2 separate regions of the Mus musculus genome follow, and region 2 is linked to region 1. Evidence: chromatin loops called from intact Hi-C (ENCODE). Cell type or tissue: heart. All regions are shown on one strand.

Region 1 (8,000 bases):
TAGAAGAACTACACTTACTTGGTACGCTAACACACGCTCAGTCAAAACACTCCTGCACATAAACTAAAAATAAATAACAATAACAAATGTTTAAAAGATGTAGGAAATGGGGCTGGTGAGATGGCTCAGTGGGTAAGAGCACCCGACTGCTCTTCCGAAGGTCAGGAGTTCAAATCCCAGCAACCACATGGTGGCTCACAACCATCCGATCACGAGATCTGACTCCCTCTTCTGGAGTGTCTGAAGACAGCTACAGTGTACTTACATATAATAAATAAATAAATAAATCTTAAAAAAAAAAAAAGATGTAGGAGAGGCAGGATGTTTTGATATTTCTTCTTTTAAGTGGACTAGTCATACAGCATCAGGACACCATTCATACTTCTAACCTCAGTTAAACTTTTGGTTTGATGTTTGTTTGTTTGTTTGTTTTTTCAGATAGGGTGTCATGTAGGTCAGGATGGCCTCCCAGGAGGACCCTAGATTCCTGCCTCTGTCTCCCAAGTGCTGGGATTGCAGGAATGAGCCTCCACTCCTAGACTTTTTTCTTTTAAAGATAGGATCTTTGGTCTTACTATGTTGCCCTGGTGGCCTTGACCTCACTATGTAGACCAGGTTTGAACTCACATTGATCTGTCTATTTTCATAGTGATCTCTTAGCCAACTTTTTAGAATTTGAAAGAGGGTCTCCTTCTAAAGGCCAGGAGTGGCCTGGAACTCACTATGTAATCAGATGGCTCTTGACCAGTAAGCAATCTCCTTCCTCAACTTGCTGAACGCTGATTGCAGCTGCGAGCCACTAACCCATCTCCAGTAACCTTAATTACATCTTTTGAAGCCCTGTATGTTCAGCACAGTGCAGAGCTATGTCTGTAAAGAACTGTGCTGCTAGGACTCAAACCCAGAGCTTGGCCCACGCTAGGCATGTGCTCTACCACTGAAATCTGTCCTTGTCTCTCTTCCCCTTCTCTTCCCCGGTTTACTAGCCGGCCAGAAACCTGAACAATATGTATTTCTTTAACTGGATGGCTATGTCATTTTAATTAAGGAAGCAAGCCATTTAATGTAGAAGAAAAAGAGACAATGGAGATAACAAGTAAGGGGGCTAGAGAGGTGGCTCAGCGGTTAAGAGAACAGCAGTTAAAGTGCCTTTATTGTGATGCTGTGAGAATTCAGTGGGAACTCACACACATGCTAGAACAGGGCCTACTGTGTACTAAGTCCTCAATAAATATAAGCTGCATATCATTACCCTTCCCAGGAGCTCTGACTTTTTAAATATATAATTTACTTTTATGTTTATTTGTCTCTTGTCTGCATGTCTGTGTGTGAGGGTGTTGGATCCCTGGAACTGGAATACAGTCAGGTTAAGCCATCATGTAGGTGCTGAGAATTGAACTCAGGACCTCTGGAAGAGCAGTCAGTGCTCTTAACCACTGAGCCATCTCTCCAGCCACACACCCCCACCATTCAGTGTCTCTCTTGTCAATGACTACATATCTTCCCAGATGCCTTGCTCTTGCCAGAGACGCCCTTCCAGCCCTGCCCACCTATACACCAGTCAACAGCGCTATTTCAGCTCTTTCCTATTCATAAGATCCTCTCTGTACTGACATGGCACATACTGCCAATTGGATTCCTTCTTCCTAGATAATAATATTACTTTAATAAGCATATGCATTTATACACTGTAGTGGCTATTCCTGGTTGTCAACTTGACTATATTTGGAATGAACTACAATCCAGAATTGGAAGGCTCACCAGTGACCCTTATCTGGAGGCTTGAAGATCCTTATCTGGATCTTGGTATGGAGATCTTGAGCCATAGTGGCTATGGATTCCAGAAGATTGAATCTCAGAGTTTAAGGAACACGCCTTTAATCTGGGCTACACCTTTCATCTGGGATTAAAGGCGTGGTGGAACACACCTTTAATCTGGGCTACACCTTCTGCTGGAGACAATATAAGGACATTGGAAGAAGGGAGTCTAGCTCTTGCTCTTGCTCCTTTGCCTGCTTGCTGTGTGAGACTGAGTAACTGCTAGATCCTTGGACTTCCATTCACAGCTGCGACTGAACCATTGTTGGGAATTGGGCTGCCGACTGTAAATCATCAATAAATTCTTTTACTATATAGAAACTATCCATAAGTTCTGTGACTCTAGAGAACCCTGACTAATACATACACTAATGGCTACTTTTTCAAGAATACAGTTTCTTGATCTTTTGTGTACAGTGTTATACTGTGTGTATTTAGCAGCTCTCGCTTCTTTAAAAAAAAACAAACAAAAAAAGGGGATGGATTTAAAGTTACCTGAACCTCTAGGTAGTGGCTCTCACTTTAATGACTCTGTATGTAAAGGTCTTGTCAGGGTTATCACAAACGTTCTGAAATTCTCAAAAGAGGGTTAGTTTTCTGTTCTTAGCTTCTGAGCCATCTCTCTAGCCAAGAGTCATTCGTTTCTTTTTTTTTTTTTTAAAGATTTACTTATTTATTATATTTACATATATAAGTAAGTACACTGTAGCTGTCCTCAGATACTCCAGAAGAGGGCATCAGATTTCATTACGGATGGTTGTGAGCCACCATGTGGTTGCTGGGATTTGAACTCAGGACCTTCAGAAGAGCAGTCGGCGCTCTTAACCACTGAGCCATCTCACCAGCCCCGAGTCATTCGTTTCTTTGTGTCTTTGTTTGTTTCTTTTATATCTCATTTTGGAAGATTGTTTCTAACACTCAGTCTCTCTGCTTAGGCCTAGCTGGCCTGGAGCACTCTTTATAGATTAGATCAGCTTCAGATTCACAGAGACCCCGCTCCCTCTGCCTCCCAAGGGTGGGGATTAAAAGTGGCACCACCAGGTCACGGCCCCCAATCACAGTTCTTGGTATTTGTACTTTCTTTCTCTTCCTTTTTTTTTATACGGCTTTTTAAAAAAAGATTTATTTATATTTTTGGTTGTGAGCCTAGCCTTTTTTAACAGCTGAGCCATCTCTCCAGCCCTTTTATATGGCTTTTTGAGACAGGGTTTCTCTGTGTAGCCCTGGCTGTCCTGGAAGTCACTCTGTAGACCAGGCTGGCCTGGAACTCAGGGATCTGCCTGCCTCTGTCTCCGGAGTGCAGGGATTAAAGGTGTGAGCCACCACTGCCCCTCGAAATTATTCTTTTATCCTAAAATAAACCGAATCCCAATGTTCTGGAAACTGAAGCAGGAATATTATGAGCTCAAGGGCAAACTGAATCTCAAAATAAATCAACAGATAAATAAATAAATAAATCCAAATGTGTCGTGCGTGCGTCTGATTTTAAATAATAAGATTTATTTGTGGCCGGGCCTTACTAAGTATCCCAGGCTGCCCTTGAACTCAAGACAATCCTCCTCTCTGCGCCCCCAGCTTGAAAAACCAAACAAAACTCATCCCTGAAATGCACGCGCTGGCAAGCCTTTTAGCGGAGTAGTAGAAATGAAGTAGACAGCTGAGACAGGAATGCAAAGCCTACGCGGCGCGGCGACGTCTGCTCAGTTCCTGGGTTGAAAAGAGTTGCTGCGGTTGGAAGGTGCTCGGCGGCCAAGTTAGTGGGACCACCTGCAGCAAGCACGTGGTGCGTTTACCTGCTTGCAGGTGAAGCGCGTGTTTTTTACATAGCTGGGAGGGGCTTCAGGAGGACAAAGATAAAGGGAGGGGCCTCAAGGGAACAGAATGAGGGGAGGAGCCTCAAGGGGACAGAATGAGGGGAGGGGCCTCAAGGGACAAAGTTGGAGAGAGAGGTGAGCCTCAAACCCTGAAAGTAACCTATAGGATGTGATTTAATGAACGCCAATGAATTTTTCTCCCCAAATATTTTGCATAGCCATTTGAGTGGTACTGCGGATTGAAATTGGAGCTCTGGGCACACTAGGCTAATGCTGTACTACTTGAGTATATTCCCAGTCAGCCATGATGGTTTTCTGGTTAAAGACTTTAGTTTCAGCAGTTTAGACACAGTAGTACTTAGCTTAGGGGAGGTAGTAAACAGATTGCCCAGCAACACCTGGGTGATAAAACGAAAGGTACCAGAATCTAAGAGGTGCAGCTAAGAGTAGGGTAAGAAAGTAGGAAAGGCTGTTGTTTGAGATGTGTCTCTGAGGCAAGGAGAAGGCAGGGTGGCAACGGGTATTTGGTCTGTAGACTTGGGCATTGGTGAATAGAGGACCTTTATCAGGAACTGTTCGACGCTCTATTTACTATTATCTCTGACCACAGGACTTGAGGGTCACCAGAGTGAGGGACACTCTGCACCATTATCTACACTTCAAGCTTCCCAGAGCCTCAGAGCTGAACTAGGCACAAGGGCTGTAAAAAAAGAAAAAAAAAAAAAATCCAAGAATTGAGAGAGAATCCCGAACCATGCTAAAAGTTAACGCAAGCCACATACATTAGTTCTGCCCTCTGGGTCAGTTCCTATGAGTAAGTCTGGTGCAGCATGCAGTACATTTCCCTTTGGTACAGAGGGAACCAAAGGGAAGCACATGTCCCCAAGCTTAGAATTCTCTCCAATGCCACCAGAGGGCAACGTATCTACAGCATGGACTTGGTTGGCTTGGAAGCTCAGAGCAGAGCCAATCTTCCTTGCAACAATTGTAGCAGGATTGGGCCCAGTCCCTGGAAGTACCACCCACCTTAACTATCCCTCAGATGGTAATATCCACTTCCAGGGCAGTCCTACATGCCCATCCCTAGCTCAGAGACATCAATCTACCTGCATTCCAGTGGTCTGCGATGTTGGAGTCCAAAAATTCCCCCCAAAACACCCAGAGAAACTAGAGAAGCCCAGCCTGTAACGAGACCGGGAAAGAACGGTAGATGGGGAACCAACAGAAACAACCACTGGACCGAAGGAGGAAACTCACAATGCCACACTAGAACTTGACCACAGATACACCCAAGCCAAAACCTGGAACAGGTTTTGAGAAATTATTCAGGTCATGAGAAAATTTTCCCTCCAGCATCTCTGTGTCTCCGTATCTGTCTCTGTCTGTGTGTGTGTGTGTGTGTGTGTGTGTGTGTGCGCGCAAGCGCGTGTTCTACTATACAGCCCAAGTTAGCCTTGAACTCATTATCTTTCTGTTCTATCCTTCGCCATCTCCAAAGTGTTGGGATTACAAGCATGTACTCCTGGAATTTGACCACCATTCTGGATCACTCTAGAATCTTTATTTTGGCCACAAATGTGTGGCGGATTGTAAGGAACACCCATGGTTCGCCAGTTGGCCTACCAAAATCCCAGAAAATAATCAGACCGTTTTAGCAGGCAGGATGACCTCTAGGCTGATGATCAATGGACAGCCTACAGGGATAGGCCAGAATAGCTAACAATAGAGGACTCCAAGTGCTCCTCCTGCTGCCTTGGTTAGCCCCACCCCACTCACAGTTGGTATGCATCCTCACAAGTGAAGTTCTGGTCCTGACTAGGGGTGGAACCAGTACCTTAAAAGGGGCAGGACATTGCTGGTCTATTGCTGACAGGTTGGGACACCCTTTGCAGCAAGAGGGTTTGGAAGATCGTGCTGAGGAAGAAGGGCAAATTGGAAGTAAGGTGTGGACTCGGATTAGTCCGGGTTCTCCTCCTCTTTGGAGGTGAGTGAAGGTGGTTTCCAATAAAGCCTTCCCTTTATTAACTCACCTGCAGGGAAAAGTGAGGGTGTGAGCCGTCAGGTTGGCTGGCTAGCTGGGTCAGACTGTGTTAAAGCCAAGCTCCAGGCCCTCACCTTGGTGGGCTGGGCAAGCAGGTCATCATATTACAAATTATAAATAGAAAATAAAATTATCCGGTGCGACTGGGGAAGACGCAAAAAAGTCCTCGTTAAAGAGTGCCTACCAGCAAACCCGGTTACCAAGGACCAGACACCACTCTTCTCGGGTAAAAGTTGCCTAAACCAAGAAGTTCCTAGTACAGCCCACCTTTCTCTCTCTCTCTCTTTTCTCACCCCCTCCCCTATCAGCATCACCTGCGGCTCACATCCCCAGATCTCAGCCAGCAGGTCTTGGGGCTTCGGTTTCGATTTCGTATGAAGCTTGGAGGACTTCTGTCCTTGGAAGCTCAGCCCATTAACTCCTCGGCCAAGCGGTAAAGGAGGCGAGAGTACCAATGCATGCCAGTCGGCTGGACTGCACCCCCAGGGAGCAGAGCCCCGAGCGCGTGCAGCAGCCGCAAAGGGGCGAAGGCGCGGTGGGCCCACTGGTGACTCTCTAGAACCGCGTAGCAGGAGGCGAGGACGTCGTTGACCAGCAGCGTCCCGTGCGCAGTGAGCGGTGCGAACACGCCCACGGCTTCCTCGCGCGCCACGCGGGCTACGCGCGCCGGCTGGAGCGCGTCCCCGCCGGGAGCCAGCACCGAGTCGCCAGCACGTAAGCGGCGCGCGAACACCGGTGCAAAGTCACCTGGAGCAGGCGCTGGCCCGCGAGCAGCGAACACCAGATGCCAGGGTGTGAGCAACAGTTTGCGCGGAGGCCGCTCGGTCTCCACAGCCACGAACGAGGCGCGGCGCTGCAGATCCCGGTCCAGGAAGAGCAGCACTGGCGTGGGTACCACTCGGCCCGCTGCATCAGCGGCCAGTACCCAGTCACCACGATGTAGTTCCCTCAGCCCCTTCCGTTCGCCGCTCCGCAAGCGCACCGTGGCATTTCCCGGAAAGCAGCCTCCGGCTCGGACCGCCAGTGAGTTATCTGCAAGCCACAATTATAAAAAGGATTAAGTCCGGATCAGCCAGTGCAAGTACAGTCTCGAAGATGTGGGTCAAGCCCAACGTAGACCTCACCAGCCCCGGGACAGCTTAATTTCCCAGGGATCTAGCCCCACCAGGAGTGGGAATGGAAGAGTGTTTTTACAAGCATTAGCCTGGTTGGTCTCCCTTAGGGTAGCAAGAAAGCTATGGTAGAGCCCCCTTTGGATGGACCATCATCTGGCCTCTACTGTACCAGCTTTGACCGATACGTGGATGTGGTTGCGGGACTCGTAGTAGACCCAGTCGAATCCGGCTTCCACAGCTAGGCGCGCCAACAAACCATACTTATTACGGTCACGGTCAGACGTGGTGATGTCCAAGGCACGGCCTTCGTAGTGGAGTGAATCCTGTGCGTGGTGGCCGTCCTCGTCCCAGCCTTCAGTCACACGTAGGCGTACTCCGGGCCACATGTTCATCACCGCGATGGCTAGAGCGTTCACCCGCTCTTTGCAACGCTAATGGGGGGAATAAAGAAGCGGGTTTCCCACTTCCCACCATCACCAGGCAAGGTGAAGAAGGGCGAGGCAGAAGGAACATTAAAGCATCTTTATTCTCTGGATCCATTTCACTCCCTCTCCCAGCGTTTGGGAGTCGTGGGCAAGAGAGGATGTGAATAGGTGCAGTCACCAGTCTGTACTCCCTTGCCTGGGCATGCTTGGAGAACCGAACCGGTCTGATGTTGAGAGGGGGTGTACATACCTAGTTATTCCCACATTAACAGGGCTCGCCCCTCACCCCTATTTGTTCCATGACCTCATCACAATCAGAGAGAACCGTAGTAGAGAGGGAGAATGGAAGTTTGGCTAGAGAGGGCCTGGCTCCCCAATCGAGCCCTATTTGAGCTTGACCTCCGCCCCGGGCCCCAGCTGCCCTCCCTCCGTCTGATTCATCTTTTGTTTGGTTGCCTTCCCTGGCACTGGGCATTGCTTCCTTCCTTCCTTCCTTCCTTCCTCCTCCTCCTTTCAGCCTCTAGCGTTAACCCATTGGTGGTCTGGGTGCGCCCCTACAGAGGTGCCCAAGAGGAGCCGCGTGGGATCAAGGCTGCTGGAAAAAGGGTTGGGTGGCGGGGGCTGCACGAAGCACAATGGCTATTCTCCGGGATGACTTAACTAAGCGAGAATCTCGGGCCGAGGCCGGGAACGCGTCGGGAGAAGCGGACTCAGCAGCTACAGCTACAAAGACGCTTTTCAGCCGCCCCGGCTCAGGGAGAGGAAAGGGCAGAGCGCCGCGCCCTAC
Region 2 (8,000 bases), 94 kb after region 1:
CACAGCCAGGGCCACTCCCAAGCCTGTTGTCCCCAAGAGTCTACTGCTGTTTGATGAGTCAGCATCTGCTGTAGGAATGCCCTCTGCAAGAGACTAGCTCTTACAATCAATGCCGTCCTCCACTGAGATTCCTTCTGTGGGAAAGAATGATTTTCCTGTGTGTGTGTATGTGTTTTTTTTTTTTTTTTTAAATCAAGGACGGGGGAGAGGGACAGTGAAGGGGGCTAAGGCAGTGCCAAAGAATCAGCAGGCTCTCCTTCAGGGTCAGGAGTTAGTGGCTGTTAGTAACACTTCCGTGCTTGTCAGATCCACTCTTTTAACCTCCCTCCCAAGCAAAGCTATGAGATTCGATGATCGCATATAGATATATTTGAATGAGATCATATATCTGAATAAGGTCATCTAAACTAATACGTTGTGACATTAGTGTGAGTGTGTGTGTGTGTGGGGGGGGGTGTGAGGTCATGGTGCATGGTGTTACACATTCCCAGTTCTAGGGGACAGAAACAGGTGGATCTTAGTGAGCCAGCTCGGCAGGGAAGGGGACTTGCCACAAGCCTGATACCCTGAGGTCAGTCTGGACACTGATTCTCATACCTGTGCCCCTCCTCCAGGAATACATAATGAATATAATTTTAAAATTAAAAAAAATAGACTGCTGGAGGCAGAGGCAGGATGATTACCACAAATTTAGGTCTAGCCTGGTCTATATAACAAGTTCCAAGACAGCCAGGGCTATATGGCTAGACTGAGTACCCTGGGCATCACAGTAGGAAGAGTGCTTGACTGGCATTCCCTAGGTTAGACCCTCAGCATTGAGCCTGAGATATAGGAGGCCCTGAAGAAACATAGAAAGGGAGAAAGGAAAGAAGGGAAGGGGAAGGGAGGGAAAGGGAAGAGGAAGGGGGCGGGGAGAGTGTGCCCACCTACCTACCCTCTTTCTGAAGCTTGCAGAAAAAACCAAAGGTCACAGTGTTACAGACAAAAGTCACACCATTACAAAGGTTATAGTGTTAATATGCACAATCTAGAGTAGCCCTGAACAATTCTCCCATAGCCTACCCAGGCGATCAGTTTCTCAGTATTGAGGATAAGAAAACTCAGACTGTCAGGAGCTTTTACAGAAAGAGCCAGAGACGAAGGAAGGCAAGGAACAGATTGGAAGCTGCTGGTATGTTTTTCTGTCATCTGTTGACTAGGACGAGGGGCTCTGCTCCCAGCGGCACAGTGATAAGGTCAGCCCCAACTCTTCTCTGTGTGCTTGGCAACAGCCAGTCAAGCCAGAGAGCAATCTGCCAAATCTAATTAGAGTAGAAGAAAGCGAACAATGGGTGCCCGGCTCTGAGCTGACAGCCCCGGTTAAGGATGGGAGGACCTCAGGGGGATGTGGTTCGTGTGCTTGGGGACAGTCCTTCAGCTCAAACCTTGCCTTCACTCAGAGTGTAAAACGTCTCTCCCTGGATTCTTATCTACTGCACCGCAAATCTTCAGGTCTCTTCGCTTTTTAAAATTCACGCACATCCAACAAAGGCCTGAGAGAGCTCCGGTTTGTTCCGCAGGTGAGGTTGAAACAGAAGAAGGTTACGTCATGTGTAACCTTGGACGTGGCGCTGTGTGTCTGCTGATCACCAAGGGGCTTTGTGTGTGCTGTTGACCATAGGGGTGTGTGCATGCTCTTATTGCTGTTAATGTTATGAGTGGGCTCTCACTTCTTCTCTTGTATTAAGTTATACCAGTGACACTAGCATTTCTCTATCTTTGAAATCCTCTTTATACAAGGCTTATGGGTTTCATTACTGAAATTTCACAAGCGTCTTAAGTTTTATTGGGGTCGTAAATAAACACGCTGTAAGATGCAAAACTATTTACGTTTTTGATTTGTACTTTTTTTTTGGTTTTTGGTTTGTTGTTTTTTTGAGGTTTTTGAGACAGGGTTTCTCTGTGTAGCCCTGGCTGTCCTGGAACTCACTCTATAGATCAGGCTGGCCTCGAACTCAGAAATCTGCCTGCCCCTGGCGTGTGCCACCACGCCCGGCTGATTTGTACTTTAAATGGCCTCTCTGATCTGGGTGATTGGTCTCTCACATCAAAAATTTGACTTCTCAAAAAAAAAAAAAAAATTGAATGTCTCAGGGAAGAGAGATGTATTATTTTTTAAATCCGGTAAAATATATTTCTTAAAATTAATAGATGAACCATACTATTAATGCTTAGAAAGATACATTTGCACAATGTAAAGCTTCAAATCCATGAAGCCTGTCTGTCAAGCTATTATACCAAATTTCCAAGGCTTTATTCGTTTAATTTGGCGTTGATGTAGGCCATTAGTAATGAACAACAAAAGTTCTCAGAGAGGGACATTTAATTATCTTAAAGATAAAGTTAGAGATCAGGTGAAGTGGGAGGGCTGGGGCCCACATGTCCCTGTGGCCTGAGTTATTGTCCATTTATTCTCTCATTTAATCCTCACACCACTCTCTGGAGCCTGTCTCTTTCTAGCCTCTCCTCTTGGTAGATAAGGAAATTAGTCCAACAACACAAAGAAACACAGCCGATACCTCCCCTCCCCCGCCCAGGCTGGTCCAGTTCCGAGAGCCACAATGTGAGAACCTTTTTGGTAGAAGTAAGAAATATTAAATATTGAAAACCATCGAATTCACGATGAGAGGTTAAGCCGACATCTGTCTGTCTCTATGGACACAGACCAGTGGCTTTAGCCTAGTGTGTTCCTGCCACAACCTTTACAGCAAGGGGGTAATCTTTTATTTTCTTTTTCTTTTTTTTAAATGTTTATTAGATTTATTTATTCTGATCTTTTATTTTCTGACAACGTCTCTGCCCCCGCCCAGTTCTTCTTTCTCTTACATACCCATTATGTTAATAAACTATCTTATAAAATGTCACTACTCTGTCACTTTAAGCCAGGCCCCGGTCCAGAGAGCCAATGTTACCAACATTTCTCCTTCGGTCTTCACGGATGTATGTGTATAAGTGTGTCATTTGTTTTGTGTGACTTTTAGAAACAGGAACCGCGCCATGCTGTATTTTCTGTTTGACTTGTCTGTCCTTTTCCTCTCTGTGCCCTGTGGAGCTCCTTTTAAACGTTTCTGCCTCTTCCTCCCAGCTGATGCGGCTAGCATCAGAACCTTTCCCTTGTTTTCACTCAGCTCTTGAAATGACTTCATGGCACAAGCCAACATCTAACTGGGTTTGTATTCACGGGGCGGGTTGAAACAGGCACACGCGTTATGGCTGACTGGAGTGTTACTAACAACACAGAGGAACTAGAGAAGCAGGCGGCCCATAGCAGCACGGTAAGCGCAGAGACCCAGCGCAGGCGCGCTGTGTTCTCACCGTTTATCGTTAGCCCCCTGCCTCCGGGTGGTTAACCCCCACTCTCCAGTCCTTTATTCCTTACACCTGAGGTATTAGTGGCCGACTCACAAAGGCGATGTTGTAAACACGAAGTGAGGTAGCCCAGGGAACGAATCGCAAACCTGGTGTACTGAGCGCTTTCACTTCTGGGATGGTCTTTCAGAGGAAGCACGTCACTGTGGCTCGAGGGAGGGTGGTTAAGGAATGGAGCTATGGGTGTGGTTGGTAGCCTGGAAAGTCCCGGAGGATGGACACGGGGATGCACAGCTGTGACCCAAACCCTTGGGAGACTGAAGAAGCCAGTCTGTCCCACACCGGGAGACTCTGTCCAAAACAAAACAGAAACAACAGTAACAAAACTGGAGAATGCCAGCCGGGAAGACTGTTGATTAGCGGTGTTTCTTGTGTGAGTGAGCTTTGTCACATATAAAATAGGGTGATAGCCAGGGCTATACAGAAAAACCAAAAAAAAAAAAAAAAAGGGTGATAGTGACATCTGGTCTTTTCCAAGTGCAGCCCCCTTTAACCCTCACAGCCGCACCTGTGACGCGGCCTGAGTTTCTTTCTTTCTTTTTTTAATTTATATATTTTATTTATATGAGTACACTGTAGCTGTCTTCAGAAACACCAGGTCCCTTTACAGATGGTTGTGAGCCACCATGTGGTTGCTGGGATTTGAAATCAGGTCCTCTGGAAGAGCAGTCAGTGCTCTCAACCGCTGAGCCATCTCTCCAGCCCCGCAGCCTGAGTTTCTAAATGAGATAATCTATGACTGGAAAGCACTTAGGGTATTTTTGGAGTAAATGATGTTGCGTTATTGTACTGTGCCGATGGTGTGGCCTAAACTTGGCATGAGCTCACATTCGCTGTCTCTTTAATGCTTTTCTTAGTTGCTTTATTTCTTTTGAGACCTTCAAGGATGGGGGTGGGGGTGGGGGTGGGAGCTGTCTTTGAACTCCTGAACCTCCTGCTTCTGCCTCCTGAGTGCTGGGATTACCATCGTGTGCCAGAGCATCTAGCTAATACTCATGAACTCCATGGATATCTGCTGCATGTCTAAAGCCTCGACGTATGTGTGGAAAATATGAAGTGCAAAACAGATCTTGTCCCCAAAAGCGCTTATGATTTTTAAATCGAGGTTCTTTAAAATATGAGGTAACATATTTTGGGAACTTCGAACCCCGAGATTAAAAGCTTTGCTAATGCCCACTGTAGGGGTAGCTGCCATCAACCAACACAAGGCAGAATTATGAATATTCACAATTTGTGAATATTAATATTTTTTTCAAATATTATGAAAAATTTTATCAACTTTTTTTTTTAAACTTACAAACGTAAAGATAAGCCGGTGACATCTGCTTATTTGTTCTAGCTGAGCCTCGAATGTGAAAGGGAGCCTTTGAAGGGTCTCCAGGAGGGCTAACCAGGCTGGTCTCAGGGCTGTCTGAGGGCTGGGGCAGCTGCGGGCAGCCAGTCTCCTGCTGTGTAGCTCTCACAGAAGCACACAAATATTCCATTGTTCTAAACACAATACAAGCGGATACTTAGCGGGCAGATGAAATTTAGTAGGAACCAAAACACACACGAGCAATGAGCAGTACTAGACATGAAACAAGCCTGATTTGGGGGCAGTTTCCAACAAATAAGCCTGTGTTGTTTCTAAAATGTCCGCCTATCCCTCCTGGCTCAGAGAGCTTTCTCTAACCCACAGAACCTGATTTTAGGGTGTGTGTGTGTGAACTCATCCCAACCAGTCCCAAACTGAAATTCCAATTCCACAAGAAGACAACTTCAGCTGTCAAGAGCTGAAGCCACATGTGACTTCTGGTCTGAAAATCAGTCAGACAGCAGATGGGCCAAGTGTTTGTGGAATGTGACAAGGCTCGAGGCCTGAGCCAAGCCCCTTCGCCTTAATTCCAGGCTTAGCTCAGAGAAGAGCAGTTTGGAATGCTTTTCTTTTAAAGGGACAACGTTAAAATATCCTTTTGGTTTTGTGTGTTATTTATGGACTTGAGGCATTAGGGATTGAATTCGGGGAGGCACACACACATTTTTTTCTTCTTGTTTTGTTGACAGGGTTTTTACCTTGTAGCCAGGGTGCCCTGGAACATGACAGCCTCCTCCTTTGGCCACCAGAGTGCTAGGGACAGGTATGTCTCACCATGCCCAAGTCAGATTACTTTTCTAAGAAAACCAACTAGTAAGTAGCGTGAAAAGGGAGTGTTGCTAAGAAAGCCCCTTTTCACGGTGACGAGATTTCTCCTCCTCCTTCCCTTCTCCTTCTCTCCAACCTCAGCCTGCAAGAGCGTTTCTTGGCGTAGCCCTGGCATTCTTGATTCCTGGCCTTTGCCTCCTGACACTGAAGAAATTTCTTAGCAGACAAATGTCTCTGATGGTGTGTGAGAGGTTAAGTCTCTGCTACCTGCGGACTGAGCCAATTCAAGCCAGATTATATTATACTAAAGGCAAGTTTATGAGGGCGAGCTCACTGAGGCCAAGGGAGTTAACATGGGGAGAGAAGGAGGGAGAAAGGGAGAGGGGGAAAGGGGAGGGGGAGAGAGAGAGAAAGAGAGCCCAAAATCTCTGAATTATATAGGAAAGAGCCTCTGGGGGAAGGGCAGCCCAAGCCCTGGGCTGAAGGGTTCAGGGTTGGGGGCAGGGTATGCCAGGTAGGGACTGAGGGATGCTGGCAGAGTCTGGAGGCCAGCTTGCTTTGATGTGTAAAATTTGCAGCTCAGTGCCTTGTCCCTGGGTCTGAAACTGAACAGTGTGTAGTTGGTCGGACACTAGCAACACCACTACTATAAGGCGCTTAGTTAGGTTCATGAAGTCAGGCCATTGCCCCTTATATTGCAAAGAGCTGGTCAAGGAGATCAGGGGAAAGAGATTTAATGATAGCTTGGCTAAGACAGAGTTCTCTCCTCACCCGCCATTACAGGTTAGCAGAAAAGATGCCTCGAAAGCCAAGAAAAGCGAGCGTGTACTATAACCTTGAGAACGTTAACCAGCGTCTTCCTGAGGTGCAGGTTTGGGCCTTGATTATCCCATTTGTCTTTAAGGAGTCCATTTGTGTTGAAGTTTGGGCCAAGGATGTGGGGCCGTAAAGCCTTGAGCAGCGACACAGCAAGCATAAAGGACTAAGGAAGATGGACGCCTAATACTTTCAGTCTAGGGGGCCAATGACCTGGCTCTGGAACCACCAGCAGAAAGGTTCACCCCTGGATAGTTAGAATACTTACCCTTTTAATGAGATGCTGTGCCTTCCCTTCCCAGAACTCCCACACCCCTGCAGGTTTGCAGGGCTGCACTCAGCCACAAGTGCTTTTCTTTTAGGATCTTAGGGGGAAAAAATGTAACTTTTCCTTTGTTCTATCTTGGCTGCAAGTGGCTGCTCGCTGTTCTGTGTGTGTGTGTGTGTGTGTGTGTGTGTGTGTGACCTCCAACCTCAGATTAGCTGGAATGGGATGGGGTTGTTTTTTTCTTTTTCTCTTCTCCAGTAGTCCCCTCTGGGAAGCTACTGAGATTTCCAGCTTCTCTGCCTGGTCCTTTTGTTTGCTTGTTTGTTTGTTTTAACTTCTGATACAATTGTCCTTCATCTTCTGTTTGCATCCTAAAGTATTTTCTTAAAGAGACTAAGAATCCCAAGAGGGGACACCAATTTCCCCAGGACTGGCGAGATGGTTCACCGAGGAAAAGTACCCACTGTGCAAGCCTGAGAACTGGAGTCTGAGACCCAGTGATGTGTTTATAGAGATAAGGAGAAGGGGGGAATCTGTTCCATGGGGGTGCGGTGAGGTACGGGGGAACGGGATGTCTCAGCGGGCCCAGGCAGAGGCATCCCTTCCCCTTGAGGGACCAGCCACAGGACAGTATAGAATAGAATAGTTTATTCAGGGCATGGGGAGGGAGTTAAAAGGGTAGAATCACCATGGCGCATGCACGCCTTTAATCCCAGCACTCGGGAGGCAGAGGCAGGCGGATTTCTGAGTTTGAGGCCAGCCTGCTCTACAGAGTGAGTTCCAGGACAGCCAGGGCTACACAGAGAAACCCTGATTTGAAAAAACAAAACAAAACAAAAAGAGGGTGAGAGAGAAGTAGAGGAGGCTGGCCATGACCATGAGCACGTGACAAGAGGGATGGGGAAAGCAATGGGAAGGGGAGAGACAGAGAGAGAAGCAAGAGATCAAGAGAACGAGAGGAGGGGGCAAGCAGCCCATTTTATAGTGGGCCAGGCCTACCTGGCTGTTGCCAGGTAACTGTGGGGCGGAGCTTCGACAGAATGCTAACACCCAGGGCCCAAATAAAGGTGGAAAGAGGGAACCTGCTCCACATGGGCCTCTCACATCTGCATGCCCCCCCACAGCCCTGCAATGATACAAGAGCTAAAGACTTGAGAATGGAGTCTTTTTCAAAATAAACAACAACAACAAAAATCAAGGCAGGCCAGTTATAAGCTTCAGCAGCTCCCGGAGAGGCTGAAAGGAAACTAATAACAACAAAGCCCCCCCCCCCCCCCCCCCGGGGCCGTCTGTATTAGGTCAGACATGGCGGACAAGGAGCCACGTGGTGCTTTAGAGGCTTTGGAGAAAAAGGAGGGCGACTCAGAGTTGGGGGGTGGGGGTGGG

What was found. Hi-C counts contacts between places; a loop is a spot of excess contacts. Peaks named below come from ENCODE experiments on the same cell type or tissue, not always from the same donor. Only the 100,000 strongest peaks of a DNase experiment are listed, where the experiment ranks them.
Region 2: it touches region 1 in a loop (2.7-fold over the local background); 24 of 42 quality-filtered maps call a loop at or near these places.

The regions. Positions count from the first base shown.
Region 1 is chr15:98,887,856-98,895,855 of GRCm38, forward strand. It overlaps Dhh (desert hedgehog), which reads right to left. Exons shown (of 3, transcript NM_007857.5): 2 at 6,958-7,219; 3 at 3,300-6,705. The coding sequence ends at 6,080. Among named protein-coding and RNA genes, the nearest start is that of Dhh, 6.7 kb to the right of the region's middle. In heart, a CTCF peak has its summit at 4,526 (motif pointing right); DNase peaks (open chromatin) are centred at 4,546, 6,416, 7,054, 7,906 and 1 weaker place; H3K4me3 peaks cover 2,946 bases; H3K27ac peaks cover 2,508 bases; H3K27me3 peaks cover 3,253 bases.
Region 2 is chr15:98,982,306-98,990,305 of GRCm38, forward strand. It overlaps 4930578M01Rik (RIKEN cDNA 4930578M01 gene), which reads left to right and starts at 3,660. Exons shown (of 4, transcript NR_045991.1): 1 at 3,660-3,781; 2 at 5,452-5,525; 3 at 5,672-5,840; 4 at 6,435-6,976. In heart, no CTCF peak of the experiment used is centred here; DNase peaks (open chromatin) are centred at 26, 3,556, 5,226, 5,556 and 1 weaker place; H3K4me3 peaks cover 3,446 bases; H3K27ac peaks cover 7,401 bases.